Regions from separate parts of the Homo sapiens genome. Here region 2 is linked to region 1. The links are chromatin loops, found by intact Hi-C in ENCODE. Cell type or tissue: PC-3. All regions are shown on one strand.

The links. A loop is a pair of places that touch in the nucleus more often than their neighbours do. Peaks named below come from ENCODE experiments on the same cell type or tissue, not always from the same donor. Only the 100,000 strongest peaks of a DNase experiment are listed, where the experiment ranks them.
Region 2: a loop joins it to region 1, with 4 times the contacts of the local background. A loop is called at or near these places in 1 of 110 quality-filtered maps.

Annotation. Positions count from the first base shown.
Region 1 is chr3:101,307,977-101,315,976 of GRCh38, forward strand. The region is part of intron 2 of IMPG2 (interphotoreceptor matrix proteoglycan 2); the gene reads right to left. Among named protein-coding and RNA genes, the nearest start is that of IMPG2, 8.6 kb to the right of the region's middle. In PC-3, no CTCF peak of the experiment used is centred here; no DNase peak of the experiment used is centred here; H3K27ac peaks cover 1,525 bases.
Region 2 is chr3:101,077,723-101,085,722 of GRCh38, forward strand. No RefSeq gene overlaps it. Among named protein-coding and RNA genes, the nearest start is that of ABI3BP, 88 kb to the left of the region's middle. In PC-3, no CTCF peak of the experiment used is centred here; a DNase peak (open chromatin) is centred at 129; H3K27ac peaks cover 318 bases.

The sequences.
Region 1 (8,000 bases):
GGCCAAAATTGGCCAAAATTAAGTGAAATCTTAAAGCTCCAAAATGATCTCTTCTGACTCCATGTCTCACATCCATGTCACACTGATGTAAGAGGTGGACTCCCACAGTCTTGGGCAGCTCCACTGCTGTGGCTTTGCAGGGTACAGCCCGCCTCCCAGCTGCCTTCACAGTGTGGCATTGAGTGTCTCTGGCTTTTTCAGGTGCATGGTGCAAGTTGTTGGTTGATCCACCATTCTGGGGTCTGGAGGACAGTGACCCTCTTCTCATAGCTCCACTAGTCAGTGCCCCAGTGGGGACTCTGTGTGGGGCCCCAACCCCACATTTCCCTTCCACACTGCCCTAGCAGATGTTCCCCATGAGGGCTCCACCCCTGCAAAAAACTTCTGCCTGGACATCCAGACATTTCACTACATCCTCTGAAATTTAGGTGAAGGTTCTCATACCTCAATTCTTGACTTCTGTGCACCTGCAGGCCCAACACCACATGTAAGCTGCCAAGGCCTGGGGCTTGCACCCTCTGAAGCAACAGCTTGAGCATTATGTTGGCCCCTTTTAGCCATGGCTGGCACACAGGGCACCAACTCCAGAAACTGCATAAAGCAGCAAGGCCCTGGGCCTGGCCATTTTTTCTTTCTAGGCCTCTGGGCCTGTTATGAGAGGGGCTGCTGTGAAGACCTCTGACATGCCCTGAAGACATTTTCCCCATTGTCTTGGTGATTAACATTTGGCTTATTACTACTTATGCAAATTTCTGCAACCAGCTTGAATTTCTTCTCAGAAAATGGGTTTTCTTTTCTATCACATTGTCAGGCTGCAAATTTTCTAAACTTTTATGCTGTGCTTCCCTTTTAAACATAACTTTCAATTCCAAACCATATCCTTGTGAATATATAAATCTGAACACTTTTAACAGCACCCAAGTCACCTCTTGAATGCTTTGCAGCTTAGAAATTTCTTCCATCAGATACCCTAAATCATCTCTCTCAAGTTCAAAATTCCACAGATCTCTAGGGCAGGGACAAAATGCCACCAGTCTGTTTGCTAAGACATAGTGAGTCACCTTTATTCCAGTTCCCACAAGATCCTCATCTCCATGTGAGACCTCCTCAGCCTGGACTTCATTGTCCATATCACTATCAGCATTTTGGTCAAAAACATTCAACAAGTATCTAGGAAGTTCTGAACTTTCCCACATCTTCCTGTCTTCTTCGGGGCCCTCCAAACCTTTCCAACCTCTGCCTGTTACCCAGTTCCAAAGTTGCTTCCACATTTTTGGGTATCTTTACAGCAATGCCCTACTCCTTGGTACCAATTTGCTGTATTAGTCCATTCTCATGCTGCTGTGGAGAAATATCCAAGACTGAAGAGTTTATAAAGGAAAGAGATTTAAATTATTCACAGTTCTGCATGGCTGGGGAGGCCTCAGGAAACTTACAATCATGGTGGAAGGGGGAGCAAACACATCCTTCTTCACATGGCATCGGGATAGAGAAGTGCTCTCTCTCAAGTTCAAAATTCCACAAAATTCCACTTAAACGTGGGAAAGCCCCTTATTAAGCCACAGATCTCATGAGAACTTGCTCACTATCATAAGAACAGCATGGGGGAACCACCCCCCATGATCTAATCTCCCCCCATGAGGTCCCACACCCGACATATGGGGATTATAACTCAGGATGAAATTTTGGGTGGGGACACAGCCAAACCATATCACCTATGACCCAGCAATTTCCTCCTAGGTATTCCTGTAAGCATATATCCACAGAAAGATTTATGTTCAATGCCAGAGCAACTTTATTCATAATAACTTAAAAATGAAAACAACCCAAGTATCCATCAATAGAAAAATAAACAAATGGCCATATAATGGAATCAAAAGGAAATTACTAATTCATGCAACAACATGGATGAATCTCAATGGGCTGAGTGAAAGAAGCATTACACAAAAGAGCACATACTATTCTATTTATATAAAGTCCTAGGAAAGTGAAAATAATCTATGAGTTTAAAAATGGTTCAAAGAGTGGTCACATACTAGAATGGGAAGTATCTGGGAAGGAGTATAAGAGAACTTTCTGGGGTGATAATACCCTAAAACTTAAGAGAGGTTGGGGTTAGTGTGTATTAGTCAAAAGTCACCAAGTAGTACATATAAGATTTATGCATTTCACTCTGTAAATTTCACCTTTAAGAAAGTAAACAAATATTGAGCTCTAGTTAATGATACTCATACTGAAATATCTAGAGGGAATTGCACTGATGTCTTCAACTTATGAAATACATTTAAAGGATTAGATGGTTAAGCTAGGCATGGTGGCTCACACCTGTAATCCCAGCACTTTGGGAGGCCAAAGTAGGCAGATCACTCGAGCCCAGGAGTTCAAGATTAGCCTGGGCAACGATATCTTGTCTCTACGAAAATTACAAAGAAATTAGCCGGGCATGGTGGCACGTGCCTATAGTTCCAGCTACTCCGGAGGCTGAGGTGGGAGGATCATCTGAACCCAGGGAGATCGAGTACGCAGTGAGGTGTAATCACACCACTGCACCTCAGCCTGGGTGACAAAGTGAGACCCTGTCTCAAAAAAAAAAAAAAAAAAAAAAAAAAAAAAGATGGTTACAGAGATAGACACATAATAAAGCAAACATAATAAAATGTTAACTGTAGAACTAAGCTGTGAGAATATGAGTGTTTACGACATCATTCTTTCACTTTTCTGTTTAAAATGTTTTCATAAAATCTTAGAAAAACATTATTGTGTGCCGAAGAAATGTAGTTGGAAGGAATATGGGAGAGCTTCCAGAAGTGATATAAATCACCAGGCTTCATAGCAGACCTCCCCTTGACCTCACTCCTAGCTTCACAGAATAGCACAAGCTGTCTCCTATAAATTATGCTTTGGGCAATGTTTCCCCACCTCCTATAAAAAGCTCTCTCAGTAGTTCAATGCTTTGTCTAAAATACTCCATAGAAATTCATTCTTTTAAGTTACATTTAACCCTTTTATACCTTGTAGTCTATTCAAATTCAATTGCCAGAGTCCCATTTCCAGCATGAAGAGTGAGGGGCTACACAGATCCACCCCCAAGAGAAATGGGCAAAAATCATTTTGAAAACAATCATTTAAAGCTCTGGAAATGGTCCTAGGGGCACATGACTAATGAAGAAACATTTGCTTAGGAAAATCTACTACAACTAGGTAAAAAAAAAAAAAAGTGAAAATCAGTGGTTCTAACCAGGGCAATTGGGCAAGAAAAGGAAATAAAAGGCAGCCAAATTGGAAAAGATGTAAAACTACATCTGTCTACAGATGACATGAGCTTGTATCTAGGAAAGCCTAACCTAAGGAATCCACTTTAAAACTATTTGAACTAATAAACAAGTTCAGCAGGGTTGCAGGATATAAAACTGATATACAAAAATCAGTTGTATGCCTGTATGATAGCAATGAACAATCAAAAAATGAACATAAGAAAACAAGTATGTATGCAAAAGCATCAAAAAGATTAAAATGCTTAGGAATAAACCTAAGTCTCCCAAAATGCAAAACATACTCTGAGAACCAAAAAATTATTTTAAAAAATAAAGACCTAAATAAATGGAAAAACGTCCCATATTTATAGACTGGAACATTTAACACTGTTGAGATGGCATTATCTCCAAACTGATTTACACATTCAATGCAATGTTATCAGAATACATGCTGACTTCTTTGTAGAAACTGACAACCTTACTATAAAATTTATGTGGAATTGCAAGGGACCTAGAATAGCCAAAGTAATCTTTAAAAACAACAAAGATGGTGAATTCATGCCTAATTTCAAAACATACTAAAAGCAAAGACTACAGAACTGGCACATGAATAGACATATAAATCAATGGAATACAATTGAGAGTCCAGAAATAAATCATGTGTCATGGTCAAGTGATTTTCAGCAAGAGTGCTAATATCACTCAGTGGAAAAGAATAGCCTTTTCGACAAATGGTGCTTGGAGAACTGGATAGCCACATGCAAACTAATAAATTTAGATCCTTACATCATATACAAAAAAAAATCAACTCAAAATAGATGAAAAACTTAAACGTACACACCAAAACTATAAAACTCTTAGAAAGAAATACAGGAATAAATCTTTATGACCTCAGGTTCAGCAATGGATTCTTAGTTATGACACCAAAGGCTCAAAAAAATAGATAAATTGGACTTCATCAAAATAAAAAACTTTTGTGCATGAAAGATACCATCAAGAAAGTGAAAAACAACCTACAGAATGGGATAAAATATTTTCAAATCATTTATCTGATAAGGGATTTATAGCCAGAATAAATAAATTACAGCTCAATAATAAAAAGACAAATAACATAATTTAAAAATGGGCAAAGTTCTGAACAGACATTTTCAAAGGAAGATATACAAATGATAAATAAGCATATGAAAAGTTGAACGTTATTAATCATTAGGGAAATGTAAATCAAAATCACAATGAGACATCATTTCAAACCTATAAGAATGGTTATACTTTTTTTAAAAAAAAGGAAAACATTGCTGGCAAAGATATGACTAAATCAGAACCCCCATACACTGCTGGTGGGATATAACACAGTACAATCACTTTGGAAATTAGTCTGGCAGTTCCTCATGTAGTTATAAAGTTACTATATGACCCAGAAATTCTACTCCTAGATAAATACCTAAGAGAAATGCAAACAATGTAAATGCCCATTGACTGACAAATGTGATCTATCCATACACTAAAATATTATTGGACCATAAAAAGGAATAAAGTACTGATACATGTACAACATGGATGAACTTTGAAAATAATATGCAAAGTGAAAGAAGCCAGTCACAAAAGACCATATATTATACGATCTTATTTTATGATATATCCAGAATACACAATTCTGTAAAGACAGAAAGTAGATTAGCGTTTACTTAGGCCTGGGAAGAGGGGGAAGGGAGATAAAAGGATAAAAGGATGATAGCTAAAGGGTCACATGTTTCTTTTTGAGGTGATAAAAATGTTCTTAAACTGACTGTGGTGATTTGGTATATCTGTGAATATACTAAAAAGCCACTTAATTTTGTAGTATGAATGGGTAAATTGTATCAAACTTGAATTACATCCCAATAAAAGCTGTAAAAAATGCAATTCCCTCTGGAAAGGGAATGCATGCTTAATCCAATGGCTTTTCAATTAGGAGCTATCTGACAAGAAGGTTCAACTAACTAACTTGGAATAACAGGATTCAGAATGGTTACATGTTCTGAAGCATTTGCACAGCTCAGAAAGGAGAAACCTAGATAGGACACTGTAGGCAGAAGAGAGAAGAGCAAAATCAGCATGACCTCCAGGCAAAGAGGTACTAAGGAAGGTAAAATTCCATCACTGATAAATACTGCATACTTCACTACTTGGCCTGTAACTAAACAGTTCAGAATTCCCATCCTTGTCAAATAAGGATATTATAGCCTTTGGTAACTTCTGAAGAGAGCTTTCTATTTTGAGAAGATGTACAAATGGGCTCTCTTCTAGCAGAAATAACCTGCCCTGGAAACTAGTGGTGGAAGGGAAAAATGTTATAATATTCTGAAGAAAATGCCAGCATTTAACCTGTCTTTAATCCTTCTACTAGATCTCCAGCTGTGTCTTATCTAAAACTTAGGAATCCAGAAATCCAGCATGGAATTATCTTTTTTTAGTGTAATATATTTTCCTTTCAGAATTGTGGAGCCCAAAGCATATGGAATAGTCCATTTTGGTGCAATAAGGCAAGAAAAAGAAATATAAGGCATAGAAATTGTTAAGTAGTATAACCATATTTGTAGATGAAATAATTATCTATGTAGAAAGCCCTAAGGAATATACCCAAAAAAGCTACTAGAACTGGTAAGTGAGTTCAGCAAAGTTGCAGGATAAAAGGCCAATATACAAAAATCAGTTGTATTTCTATATACTAGCAAGGAATAATCAGAAATTACATTTTTTAAAATATCACTAATAATAGATGAAAAAATGTGAAATCCTTATAAATAAATCTGATAAAAGATATGCAAGATCCATACACTAAACATTGGTTATATGTTCCTTCCATTCAATCAATAACATTGTCATTTATTTGGGATCTACAATGGCCCTAGAACTCTTAGCCAAATTCACTAAAACCTTTAAATATATTTTATATTATTATTATTCCCATTTCAAGGGTGAGGAAACTAAGATTTTAACAAATTGAATAATATTCCTAAAAACAAACAGCCAATAAACTTGTATCTCAGACTCAGATTTGCATAGCCCTGTGGCTCAAATATTGCATGGGACATACGTACACTAAAAAGATTATTTGTTGTCTATTTGAAATTGAAATTTAACTGGGTGTCCTGCATTTTTATATGCTAAATCTGGTAACCATATATATCAGTCAAGTATGGGCTGTGGATGGCTTCACTCCCTAGGACTCTAAACTTGTATAGTAAGTTTTAAACAAATGAAACTATACCCAGCGTTTGGGTCCTGAAACCTTCCATGGGCTGTTTCCCACTCTGATTCATTGGAAAATGCCAACTCATTCTTCGAAATCCAGGTTAACTAACTTCTATCACCCCAGGCATGGATGGCCATTCCCACTTGTGTCCTTCCCACATATACACTTTGTACAAACCTTTACTATTGCACACTCTACAGTGTTTTAATTATTGTGGTTAATACTATACCTGGTAGAATCAGTATAAATAAGATTTCATGTGTAAATTAACAAATGAATAAATGAATGAATAAAAATCAGAAAACATTCCTGAAAGAAACTGAAGATGACCTAAATAAATGGAGGGATATATCATGTTCATAGATCAGAAGACTCAATATAGGTTGAACATCCCTAATCCAAAAATCCAAAATGCTCCAAAATATGAAACTTTTTGAGTGCCAGCATGATACCACAAGTAGCAAATTCCACACCTGACCTCTTTTGATGGGTGACAGTCAAAATGCAGGCTCACTAGACAAGAGTACCCAAGGGAAAAAAGACTCTCCCAGCTCCCTTCAGCTGTGTTATATCTTTTCTGCCCATGTCCAGATTACTCCACCAAGCATACCTACAAGGGGTCATAAAATGGCACCCATGCAGACCAGACACACGAACAACAGTAATAAATAAAGTATGTTGTACAATAACCTTTAATCGAAACACAGAATTGTAGAAAGAAACTAGAAGCCTGCCATTGTTTGTTGTTACTGTTGTTTAACAGCTGAGGCAGGTATTCTGGTGATGCCACTGTTCTGTTTAGTACCCTGAACACATTCTTCTTCACTGTACTAACAGTATAGCATATTTTTTACTGTGAAGTACTGATATGTAAGTAAGTGTAAGAAAATTATTGTTTTTTTGTAGAATGTAAATTCAGAGTCAGGGACGATGATGATGCCAAACAACTACAGACTGTCCACGTGGGTGCCTGAAATAGTGACACCTTTGCTTTCTGATGGTTAAATGTACAAAAACTTATTTCGTGCACAAAATTATCAAAAATATGGTATAAAATTACTTCAGATAAGTGTATAAGGTGTATACGAAACATAACTGAATTCTGTGTATAGATTTCAGTCTCATTCTCAAGATATCTCATGTCTATGCAAATATTCACAAATCCAGGAAAATCTGAAACCCACAACACTTCTGGTCCCAAGCATTTTGGATAAGAAATAGTCAATCTGTATTAAGATGGCAATTCTCCCCAAACTGATCTATAGAATGAAACACAATCCAAATCAAAATTTCAGCAGCCCTTTTGTAAAAATTGGTAAGCTGATTCTAATATTTATATGGAATATAAAAGACTGCATAACCAAACAAATTTGAAAAAAAAACAGAGGTTGGAGGACTTGACTATCTGATTCAAGACCTATAATAAAGCTTACAGTAAATAAGACACTATGGTATTGGCATAAAAATAGACAAATAAGTGGAACAGAATGAAGAGGGCAGAAATAGATCCA
Region 2 (8,000 bases), 230 kb before region 1:
GCCATTGTTTTTCTCAAATTATTTTATAGCCATGGAATGCCATGTAAAAAGCTGCTAAGTTAGAACACTGTGAAATGCTGCCAAGAAGAGGTATAACAGCTTCATGAACTCAAGCTCTGTGTTGTGACTCATGGGAAGCAGATAAGGTCATTCAGAGTCAATAGTGTGAACCCGCTTGGAGGTTAATAGTCTACAGGTTAAGTAGAGGGTTCATGAGAGGTTTTACTTTAACGTTTAATATCAACCCAGTACATTGTCTTCAATTCAGTTATTGCATACCTATATCACCCTGAAACTTAGAACACTCTGCTACGCTATTGGAATGTTTTCCTATTTCTATAATGTAAATATAGACTCTAGATTTGAATTAACTTGGTGCTTCAACTTCCTAGTTTAATTCTACTAATTTGAGATTTTTTTTTTTTTTTGAGACGGAGTCTGGTGATCTCTGCTCACTGCAAGCTCCGCCCCGCGGGTTCACGCCATTCTCCTGCCTCAGCCTCCAGAGTAGCTGGGACTACAGGCGCCCGCCACCACGCTCGGCCAACTTTTTTTGTATTTTTTTACTAGAGATGGGGTTTCACCATGTTAGCCAGGATGGTCTCGATCTCCTGACCTCGTGATCTGCCCGCCTTGGCCTCCCAAAGTGCTGGGATTACGGGCGTGAGCCACGGCGTCCGGCCTAATTTGAGATTCTATAGTGCAGTCCACACACACATTTTTTTATATCTCACAAGAACAAACATAACAAACCTTTGAGATATGAATGTATAGATTTTGATTAGCTGTGATGTTTAATATATTGCAATTAATTAAGAAGAAATTTAACATTTTTTCTTATGGTCACAAAGGGCTATATAAGAAGGACCATGTGTCTACATGTGTATTAGCATACTCTCAGAACGTGCACAGACGCTTCAAGATAGCCATGTCTCTCTTCTCACAGGAAACATTCTCCACTCTAACATTTTGGCCACTTCTCTGTGTCTGGGCAAGGCACTGTGCTAAGCAGTAAAGATGGAATAAGGAAGATAGGAAGTCTATTCTTCTGGCACCCATTTAGGCTAGACAGTGAAATCAACAGCATGATATAATGTAATAGAATATGTAGTATACAAAGGAATTGATCCCAGAAGGAAGGTGTGAAAAGGGGTAAAGGAGACACCAGTGGTAGTTGGGTGGGGGTTGTTTACAAACTTTTGTATGAGGCTGTAGATTCAAGATGTGTAACATCCCTTACAAGACTATCTATTTAAAGAACATAGGCCAAAGTAACAAAGAGTGTAACCATAGTTGGGGGAAGGCACAAGGGAAGAGACAGATGCTGTCATTCCAGCCTATACAAATACACACCATATTTTCTCATTTTTCTAAAAAAAAAACTTAAGTCATAGAAACATAATTGTGTCTTCAGAATCTACTTATATTGTGAATCAGTAGCCACATTCTTTCTATTGCAATGGCATGAAAAATAAGTTATTGGGAAAATAAGGTATAAATAAGTTATAAAAATAAGTTATACTACCATTTGTCCAAGAAATATGGGTCTCTTCTACCCCAACCCCACCAACCACTTGAGACACACTACACATGTGCCTTAACTGTACTCATGGCCAGGCTAAGAATTTAAGTCCCTGGACTTTGCTAGCATAACAGCCAAGCAACTTTTGGATCAAGGGAAGAAAGGGACACAGGATGGTAAGAACTTCTTTCCAAGGATGTCAACCAAGGAGCTGAGGTTAGAAACGACATGAGCTTCAGGCAGCACTTCCTGTCTCCTAAATAGTACTTAATCTAGTGGGGAATTAATGTGTTTTAGGATACCTTGTTCTTTGAGAATAATGGATACTAGCACTAAAGCTCCCTTTCTCACTCATTCTTCCAATGGAAAATTAATCTTTTATATTTAAAGATTCTTTAATATGTCATGACAATGATCAAGTTTTATTTTTAAGTATTTTTCTAGAAGTTATTTTTAAGTGATACTTACTATCTCATTATTGAAGTTCTTTTCCACAATTTATTCATAACCTTGTGCTGATCAAATGCTATGTGGTAGAAATGTGCTGGCTTGGAGGGCAGATAGCAAAGCATAGAAATTGAGAAAGAGATTGGTGTAGGAATTTTTAGAGGTTCAGTAATGCAAAGGATCAATCAAGGTAGGATACATTTTATGGGGGAAAATGGTGCTGTATTTAGTTGAGGATATGAAGCATGAACTTGAATAAGAAACTACTGAGGCAAAGTCCAGTAGTGAGAAGAGAAATATCCAGGGAATTAACTAGTAGTTAGGGAACAGAAGTGAGGCCATGTTATTTTCCTGTGTGTTTAACGTTCATTCTGTAAGGTTACAGTAAGGGCTGAGTAAGATACACCGCATTTCATATGCACGCACATAGAGCCTGGCACAAAGCAGATGCTCCATAAATATTAGTTGAACCTGAGTCTGATGAGCAGCAAGCAGTAGAAAAGACATAGTGGGAAGATGAGAGTACAGTTGTTATTTAAGTACTAGCTGCATTGCAGAGTTCCAGATAAATGGAAAAATCTAAGGGGTAACTAGAATAAATTAACTTTGTTTTTATGGCACACACACACTAAAAACCTTTTTGTATGTATTCTCATTTTAAAACACTCTGGTTTTCCGAGGTATTTATGTCTGAATTTCCCTGTTAATAATATTGAACAAATAGAGCAAAACTTTTTTAAAAACAAAAGGCAAATTGAACAAAACATTTTAAAAGTAAAAGCCCATATAATGTAGCAACATAATCCCATAACCAACATATGAAAATCAGTCTTACCAGTGCTAAAATCTGAATCAAGAGAACTTTAGACAAAATTGTCTCTATCATTAATTAGCTGTGTTACCTTAAATATACTACTTAAGCAAGACCCCAGGTTTAGCATATATAGAGCTAGTGCATGGTATTTCTAGTTATACTTCGAGATTACTTTTAAAAAATGGTTCAATATAATAGGTTTACAAATGTTTATTTGTTCCATCATGGTTTATATTTACAGGAAGCAACTTGGTTCAAAAGAAATAGTGCAAAATTCTGAAATGGAATAGACTTTAGCCTTCTTAGCCCCAGAATAAGCAGTCTCCTTGAGTCTAATCACTTTTGCATATGAACTTGCATATTAGTCAGTACCTATTTTACAAGGTTGTCATAAAATTTAAAATGAGTGTACTTAAAAATACATCACACCAGGAACTCATTCATTGCTGGCAGGAATATAAACTGGTACAGCCACTTTGGAAGACAGTTTGGCACTTTCTTTACAAAACTCAACCAACTCTTACCATACAATCCAGCAATCACACTCCTTGGTATTTACCCAAATAAACTGAAAACGTATGCCCACACAAAAACGTGCATATCAATGTTTATAGCAACTTCATTCACAATTTCCAAAATTTGCAAGCAACCAAGATGTCTTTCAGTAGGTAAGTGGATAAACAAACCATGGTATATCTAAACAATGCAATATTATTCAGCACTAGAAAGAAATAGCTATCATGCCACTAAAAAAAAATAGAGCAACCTTAAATGCCTATTACTAAGTAAAAGAAATCAAATTGAAAAGGCTGCATACTATATGACTTCAACTCCATGACATTCTGAAAAAGACAAATCTATGGAGACAGTAAAAAGATCAGTGGTTGCCAGAAGTCGTGGGGAGGAAGACAGGAATAGGCGGAGCACAGTAAGGCAACATAACATTCTGTATGATACTACAATGGCAGATATATGTCATTATACATTTGTCAAAGCCTGTAGTATATACAACACCAAGAATAAACCCTAATATAAACTATGGATTTTGGATGATAATGATGTGTCCATGTAGGTTCATCCACTGTCACAAATGTGCCACTCTGGTGCAAGATGTTGATAGTGGAGAGGCTGTGTGGGGGTGGGGGTAGGGGGGGAATCTCTGTACTCTGTACCTTCTGCTCAATTTTGCTGTGAAGCTAAAACGTCTTTAAAGAATAAAGTCTATTTTTTTAAAAAAATCACACAAAGGAGTCTTTAAGCATTCTAGCTCAAGCTCTTTTCAGAGGTGAACATAAAAACTTACAAAAATTGCGTCCAACAAAATAATTATGTTGATTGCAAAAGGATATGTTTCTATCCGCTTTGATTCACTTATAATGAGTGAGAGATGGAGAGGAAAAGAAAAACTGGATTCGTACAACTAAGAACTAAAATATTTTTATTTTAACATTAACCAAGTCTTTGTAATTATCAGACAAGTCATCTAATAAAAAAAAATTACATGGCATTTAGAGTAGGAAGAGACAGAATAAGCAGCTTTATCCTTGATTAAGCTCTTTATTTTGTCAAATAACCACAAACATCCTTTAAATAACCATGACAAGATCCACCCCACTCTAGCAGCTGCTCTTGGAACTGTGCAGCTGTGCTATAATCTGGGTTATTGGAAATTCTCAAAACTGTCATCTTATAGCCTATGAAAAGTAAACCAAGGAGTTGGAGAAATTCCACTGATTTCCAGCATAAGCAAAAAGTACCTTGTATTTGCACATGGTGAATCATGTACATGTTTCTTTTTCAGAAAAAAAAATCTCTCCAGTATTGTTTTGAAATTTTAAAAGGTCTCAGCTATGAGTCTGCAGAACTTTCTGGTGTCATTAAGGAAGCAGGTTACAGGCCAGCATATCTTCAAATAGCTACACAGGTGTTAGAACTGCATGGTCTTATAAAGAAGACAAGTGTGATTATGGAATCCTGCACACCGCATAGTCATATCTTTCAAGTCCCAGACCTTAGCCAAGAGCAGGTACAACCACTCTGTGGCCATTAGCATGTAACCAGATTACCCTCCAATCAGACAAGTCACTCCAGCACAAGTCAGAAAATATGAAGGAGCAGAAATACAAATGTTCAAAACTCAGCCTCAAAAGGAGATGTGAAAAATTGCTAAACACTTACATTTTAAAAAACAGATGTCTTGTCTCTAATCGTTTGAAGCCAATCAAGTCTCTACGTGCATCTACTCAAGTAAAGAACAATGAGGCACCTACGACATTTTTGGATAGCCGTCATATGAGTCCTCTCTAATTTCTTCCTTTCCCTCCTCAAGAACCAAAATAGGTATATATTATCTTTTTTAAAAAACAAAAAGCAATCACTAGGACCTGTTTTATGAAAGCTTGTCCAAGAAAATTGAGTAACTTTCTCAGTATCATTGTTTATTTCCCAGCTAGGACTAAAGAGGTAATGGGACTAGTTGAAGGTACAGTAGGTTCCCTCTTGTAGGATAGATATACTCAGGACCAGTGGATGGCTGTTTAAAGTAAAAGTTGGTCAATATGGACTATTATAAATTGGTTAGTACTTTAAACATTTTAACGAAAACATATAAATATACATCCATTCACCAATCTTCAGATATAGGGCAAATTATCACAATATCGCATTCAAATTTCCAATTAGTTTCAGAGCAGGAACGAACACAAAGTCCCTCATCAAGCATGTCAAGTGTGCTTTCTAGACTGGTACGATCCCTCCTTCTAATCTCAATTGTCTCATTTACATCTACTTAGACAGCAAGCCCAGTGCCCTGTCCTTACCAACACTCCCCAAGCCTTCACCTTAGTTTTCATAGAAATAACTCTCATTCAGACATTTCATTGACTTATATAGTGTCTAATTATATTATATAATTATAATAAGCATATATTAGATTTACAATAAAAAATAGCTGCAGTAAACAGATTTTTGAAATAAATAATTTAACTAGTGGTAGCAGAAGCACATGGATGTGCTAGAAAGTAGCCTACAGTTGTGGGAACTACAGGTTTAGTGGCTGTATTAGAAACAGGCTTTAAGAGGGAAAGGAAAACTCCAGCAAATCCAGAAAGTTGATAATTGAAGATCAGCTAGGAGTGTTTCTATCAAACTAGTTGCGGCACTGGATTGTGCCCATGAGAGAAATAGGCCTAATGAATTCCTTTCCCAAACATAGTTGCAAAACACATCACCTGGGTATTTCCAAAATCATCCCATTTCAGTGTGTGTGTGTGTGTGTGTGTGGTGGAAGTGCTCAGAGATGTTTTTAAGCCTTTTAAATTTTTTATAATTTAAAAAAATGTATGTGAATATATTTTATGTCATCTAGAAAGCCACCTCAAAACTGAATGCCGCCTCCCCGAGTGTTACTATTATATCACAGAATTTAACTTTGTACGTGTTGGTAAGCATGACTGTTATTAGGTCAGTACCATGTAATACCAAACTAATTGTTCTGCACTGTATTTGTATGAATTTATGTTTGTCAGTAATAATGACAATTTGCCTTTGTCAACATAATCTGTAGTTGAAAGGCCTGTCTTTCATTTAAAAAAAACATACTTCAGTTTAAGATATTAACACTGAACCCAATTTGATATAACAGCAACATGGTATAGTGGAGAAATGTACTAATTGCTACAAATAAATAAGAAATAGTATAATTGTATACTTCATGCATAAATGTACTCACACCAAATGAAGGAGAAATCACAGTAGTTTATAAGAGTTTAATAGTTCAAATTTTCTACTTAGAGATGAAGAGAATAAAGAAATCTGAGCTTCAGTCATGTAATTTTAAAATGGGATGCCCAAATCACATCCAGTATTTAGAATGACAGTTTGAGAGCAGAATCAGTGTTTAAAGTATTACTATTTTTCAACACCTGCAAAAATAAAAAACTTCAGATATTTATCCTCTATCATAATTATATTAGATACTACTTTAATTTAGAATTCAACAACAATACAATGACAATCTTATCCTGAATAGACATGGAACCTTTGAAGTTAAAGTGATAGCTCATTGAGAAGGCATTCTAGGATTGTTTATTGGCAGAGTTTCAGTTAAGGATGAAGTCTAATTATGGCAAGCTAGCAAACAAAGCCTCAAAATTGTTAATGATATGCACAGCATACTTATATAAGCAGGCATTCTCTACGTTTGCAGAATTGAAGTTCAAATACAGGACCAAATCAAATATGTTATATATAGCAAAATATAATTTAATTTCAACAAAATGTGCATATTAAATTAGTTCATTTGAATTGTATTGGATTTGAAAATATTATTTGATTATTTGTAAATTTGCTTTTCTTTCATAGTTGTTTAACAGCTACATCAGATGTGGTAGTGCATGCCTGTAGTCCCTATGTGGGAGGCTGAGGCAGGAGGATTTGCTCAAGGTCAGGAGTTTGAGGATGCAGTGAGCTATAACCACTCCACTGAACTCCAGCATGGGCGACAGAGCCAGACCCTGTCTCTAATAACAAAAAGAAAAAGGTTACTTTTAAAATATTTAAACTGTTACTAATTAAAGTAAGAAGTAAGAAGGAAAATGATTAAGAAGAGAGGCTGGGCACAGTGGCTCATGCCTAGAATCCCAGCACACTTTGGGAGGCCAAGGCAGGAGGATTGCTTGAGGGCAGGAGTTCGAGGCCAGCCTGGGCTACATAGCAGGAACCCCTCCCGCAATGATATGGTTTGGCTATGTCCCGACCCAAATCTCAACTTGAATCATATCTCCCAGAATTCCCACGTGTTGTAGGAGGGACCCAGGGGGTTGTAATTGAATCATGGGGGCAGGTCTTTCCTATGCTATTCTCGTGATAGTGAATAAGTCTCACGAGATCTGATGGGTTTATCAGGGGCTTCTGCTTTTGCTTCTTCCTCATTTTTCTCTTGCCACTGCCATGTAAGAAGTGCCTTTTGCCTCCGCCATGATTCTGAGACCCCCTCAGCCATATGGAACTGTAAGTCCAATTAAACCTCTTTTCCTTTCCAGTTTCAGGTATGTCTTTATCAGCAGCGTGAAAACGGAGTAATACACCCATCTTTGCACACACACACAAAATTAGCTGTGGGGTGGCACATGCCTGTAGTCACAGCTACTTGGGAGGCTGGGGCAGGAGGATCTCTTGAGCCCAGTAGTTCGAGGCTGCCATGTGTTATCAACACTA